Regions from separate parts of the Homo sapiens genome. Here region 1 is linked to region 2. A link is a loop called in an ENCODE intact Hi-C map of the cell type or tissue named here. Cell type or tissue: Caco-2. All regions are shown on one strand. Region 1 overlaps LINC02625 (long intergenic non-protein coding RNA 2625). Region 2 overlaps ARID5B (AT-rich interaction domain 5B).

Region 1 (2,500 bases), 240 kb after region 2:
AGAGCAAAGGGCATGGCAGGGAAAACTAAGAGGAGATTAATTGAGTAGGGAATTGAAGCATATGTAGGAATTTGCTATTTTCCAGATATGCAAAAGGAAAAGCATTCCAAGAAGTCATAACTTTTTTCTGTTCCTCAGGTATCACCCTCAGCTATATCATCATAAAAGGAAAGGGAGGCTCACAAAGGGTTTTGCCGGTAGGGAGGGGAATGAATTTTGACAATGCTTATTGGTAGAAAGGACATATTGAAAGTGAGCCAGGCCAGGTGCTGTGGCTCATGCCTGTAATCCCAGAAGGCCAGCCTGGCCAACATGGTGAAATCCTGTCTCTACTAAACATACAAACTTTAGCTGGGTATGGTGGTGCATGCCTGTAATCCCAGCTACTTGGGAGGCTGGGGATAAACATTGCTTGAACCCAGGGGGCGGAGGTTGCAGTGAGCCGAGATCACACCAGTCCACTCCAGCCTGGGCAACAGAGTGATACTCTGTCTTAAAAAAAAAAAAAAAAAAAAGTGGGTCTGGAAATTTGCTTTAGTTGTAAGAGACAATGTGGAGGTGTACTGAGGGTCAAAAGAACTGAAAATGAACCAAATGGGTGAAAGAAATATAAAAACGTTTAAACAAAAGGAAAGACTAGAGATGGAGTTGAATTTACATGGTGGAGTGAAATACGTGCTTAGACCACATCTAGAAAACCACATTTTAGTGGGTTAATAACCCTCGCTACAGTATGATATTTTGCAAGTCATGGACACCTAATTACTTCTTCAGGTGTTTAATAAGAGGCTGAACCAGCTTGTAATCTACAGTTTCCTTCTAGATCCAAAATGCCCCAATGTTCTATGAGATGAAAAGTTAGGAGCTTGGACAGAGACAGCACCTGGAACTGTCTATAGCAGGTGCTCCAACCATTCAAGGGAATGGCTTCATCACCTCTTCCACAAGGGCTGGAGGCAAGTTGAGAAAAAGGTGATGAAAAGGGCTGGGGTCTTGTGAAAGGAATTGGAACAGCATTGGGCAAGTTGCTGATCTTATCTGGTCTTTTGTAAATAGATGGGGGATTGGGACTCAAAGAGAAGTGCACAGCAAGGAGATAATGCTACTGATCCTAAGTCAAAGGGGAAATATCTGAGAAGTTATTGCCCTTGGAATGGCAAGAAGGAAGAGATCAAATATTGTTAGGAGTGTCAACATTCAGGAATGCTGCTCTGGCTCACCCTGCAATATAGCATTTAGGTCCCTATCCTGGGGGTAAGACCCTGATCCCTGGTGTGTGGGACCAGGCTAAGCTCATGTGTGATGATCAAGGCTCTGTAAATGCTCAAGGAGAATGATAGGCCACACATGCACATTGTCCAGCAATAAATGTATGGGACTTGGAGGGGAAGCCAGGACAGGCCATTACGTACCTAATGGAGAGCACTTAATGCCAGTCACTAGCTTTTCTCGTGCTTCTGATTACATTTTATATTCTTTTTAACAATTTTCTCAAAGCCTTGGTAAAGATTTCATTTGATTTGCCCGTGGAGATCAGTGACTGTGTGCCTTGGGGAGAAGCCCAGGAAGCCAGGAATGGGGTACAGATTTACAGGTTAGCAGCAGCACTCAGCATCCAATCCTCTGAAACTTCCTTAGTTGTCAAAGACAACATTTTTTGGGGGAACAGTTTCCCAGAGACCTAAACAGAAAGGCACCTCAGCCCAAGCGAAAAAGGGGCTTGTGGAAAATCTTACTGTGATCATAGAGGCTTTGAGGGCCAAGAAGCTAAGAAATAATGGAGCAAATACCAAGGTGGAAGTGAGTAGCAATTACTCTTGAGCACAAATGCTCTCCCATATGTACCTGTGATGGGTTTAGGAAGAAGGGATTTGATTGATCCATATCAAGCTCTTTGATAAATGTCTCAACCAGTGCTGATATTGTGGGCTTTCTTTTTCTTCTGTTTTTAGGGGTGGATATTATATTGAAAACAGAAAAAGAGTTAAAACTTCTCATATTGGGCTGAGCGCGGTGGCTCATGCCTGTAATCCCAGCACTTTGGGAGGCTGAGACGGGTGGATCATGAGGTCAGGAGATCGAGACCATCCTGGCTAACACGGTGAAACCCCGTCTCTACTAAAAATACAAAAAATTAGCCGGGCGTGGTGGCGGGCGCCTGTAGTCCCAGCTACTCAGGAGGCTGAGGCAGGAGAGTGGCGTGAACCTGGGAGGCGGAACTTGCAGTGAGCTGAGATCACGCCACTGCACTCCAGCCTGGGGGACAGAGTGAGACTCCGTCTTAAAAAACAAACAAACAAACAAACAAACAAACAAACAAAAAACCAAAAAACTCCTCATATGGCCATCACTTTTTATTAATTATATGGAATTAAACATTAAATTTAAAAATGATGTTCCCATCTCAGCTACCAAAGCTACCCACTTTGAACATTTTGCCATGCATCTTTTCTGAGTTATTTTTAAGCCTGTTTGTCTGCCTTGCTGTCTACCTATCATG
Region 2 (2,500 bases):
TCCAACATGATGAAACCAGACTGAAATCATTGCAGTGGAAAAAACAAATGCCCCATATTCCAAATAGGTGAGCTCCACCGGGGACAGATGCCCCCCCTCCTTTTTTTTTTGAGACACGAACTCATAGAAACCACATATGACCTAGCCCATGTCTGCTGCAGAACCACCGAAGTTTCCTTTTTCTTCCATGTCCTCCGATTCTGTGACCATTCAATCTAGTGCAACTTTCTTATATGTGTCCTGGCTAGCATCTTGCCAGCTGGAATTGAGATTTTTCCCCCCTCTAGCTTGTGCAATAGCAGGATAATCTGCACTCACACATTTATAATCTAAATTCTACTAGTCTATCTATGGTTCTATTAAATATATATATATATATTATTCCACAGGAAGGTAAATAATTAATTGAAGCAAATGGAACTCTTAACACTGGATCTCTACATTCTTTTGTTTCCACCTTTGGATATTAAGTATGTTACATTGAATATTTGGCTTCATATCATGGAGACATTTCAATACAAATGCACGGCATGCATGGCTTTGTTTAAGAGCCGCAGTTTCATTGTTATCAGTTTTGATTATTTTGCAGTCGAGTTACCTATTTAGAAGTTGAAAATTGTCACCAATTTTCCCAGAATTAAGTATCTCAGAGGTAAAAGACTTAGTTAACTATGGTTCTAAAGTCTACTGGTAGTGTTGCGGGAGGGGCACAGTGGGTTGGGGAGTTCATCCAAGCGGTCTTCAGCAGGGATGGGACTTGGGGAGAAAATCCACTCTCTGTATCCATTGACTTTTAATTAATACAGTTAGAAAATGTGTCCACCTTAATGTTATATCTCGGTAGCAAATGGAATACAGTGGCAAGAATGACAACGGACATTCTCCACATCTTTTCACTGCCTGAGCAGCTTGACCATTTACTTCCCACAATAAAAGAAACCAGAAAGTGGACTGTATTGCCAGGTGGTTAAAAACATGACCCAAACCACCTTACATGTTTCTGTGTGTGTACACACAAAACTCACACCCCATAAAACCAAATAGGATGACTTTTCTTTTGAAAAGGCTAATCCAGTATGTCAGTTATCCCCAAAGATGTGGCCTGGGAGATTCTTCTTGGGAATGACAAGAAACCAACTGGATGAAAACAACATGACTACTTATCACTCAAAAGACCGAGGCTAGAGAAGCTATCAGGACTGCAGCTGCTCCTCTTCTGGCCAGTTGAGCTCCATCCTCTTCCCAACCCCCTTTCCCAGACCATTTAAAGGAATCAGTGCCAACGCCAATGTAAATCATTTTGGCTCCTGTTCTAATTTCTGAAATTCCTAAAATATCTGTGCAGCCCACAAATATGTCCTCTAGACTCTGTTGTTATTCGGCAGCTTGCTGCCAGTGAGGTTTTTGTTTTTATGATTCTCTGGTATGTAGGACAGTTTCACAGCCTAGATAAGGTAAGTACAATGCTCAATATTTTCACAGAACCCAATACTTCAAAGCAAAGCATTTGGCTGGGTAAGCAGTGTATAAGCTCTTTCAACTATGCCATTTATGAGGAACAAAATCCTTAAGTTGCGGATCTACAAAGGAACGTTCTTTGCACTATTGTGTGCTTGACTGTTTCTTTTTCATTTGTTCCACTAGAATCAGTTGCTTCAATTTGTAAACAATAACTTTACCACCCAAAGCTGCTCAAAATAAGATGTGGAAAAATTACAAACACACAACAACTAGGACAGTCAGTCAGCCTCAAAAACAAAACAAAAACAAAAAGACCTGCAAACAAAAGCAATACCATTTAATAAAAAAAAAAAAAAAAAAAAAAAAAAAGACGAGAAGGAACTGGGAGAAAATGGAACTACCTGTATATAAATTAGGTGAGCAAACAGTGATACAGGTAGTTTTAAGAAGCAAATATATACAGTCAATTTAACAGTGTTTACTTCTCTGGATTGTTTAATAGTGTCAAAATGAAAGATCTATTGAAGTTTCACTATACATTGCATTGATTGAACCTTGGAGAGTTTTATGAAAAAGAGGGGCATCCCTTGCCATCTGTTTGCCAGTCTTCCTTGCCCCTTCCTTTGAAATGCCTGCCTCTTTTTTGCCCAGATTGTTTCCTGACCATCCGAACTCAGATGGGGTCCTCTAAGTTCTTCCTGGATATTCACAAATCCCTTCACAAGGCCCACGTGCGAAGTGAATGATCTGGAGGTGCCTGGGCATCTGTGTTGGAAGGGAGTCAAGACTCACCAGCCAGTCAGTTTGTGGGCTAGAGTTGTCCCACAAAAATCAGGCATGTTCACCTCCCCTCTGGGCCCCTACAGCTGGGACTGATCATAGCCTCAGATTAGAAGAAATACTGACTTCTAACTCTATAAGCCAGCACTCCTGGGTAAGGAGTGAAGCTCTGTTGGCCATGCCGCTTTGGACTGCTGGGCAGAGCTGAGCCTACAGTTTTGTACTGGGGTGCACGGATGACAGCTGGGAAGATGGAAAG

Evidence for each region. A loop is a pair of places that touch in the nucleus more often than their neighbours do. Peaks named below come from ENCODE experiments on the same cell type or tissue, not always from the same donor. Only the 100,000 strongest peaks of a DNase experiment are listed, where the experiment ranks them.
Region 1: a loop joins it to region 2, with 5 times the contacts of the local background. A loop is called at or near these places in 1 of 110 quality-filtered maps.

The regions. Positions count from the first base shown.
Region 1 is chr10:61,849,078-61,851,577 of GRCh38, reverse strand. All of the region lies in intron 2 of LINC02625 (long intergenic non-protein coding RNA 2625), which reads left to right. Among named protein-coding and RNA genes, the nearest start is that of LINC02625, 18 kb to the left of the region's middle. In Caco-2, no CTCF peak of the experiment used is centred here; DNase peaks (open chromatin) are centred at 977 and 1,237.
Region 2 is chr10:62,092,982-62,095,481 of GRCh38, reverse strand. It overlaps ARID5B (AT-rich interaction domain 5B), which reads right to left. Exons shown (of 10, transcript NM_032199.3): 10 at 1-2,500. The coding sequence ends at 2,452. Among named protein-coding and RNA genes, the nearest start is that of LINC02621, 160 kb to the left of the region's middle. In Caco-2, no CTCF peak of the experiment used is centred here; a DNase peak (open chromatin) is centred at 1,251.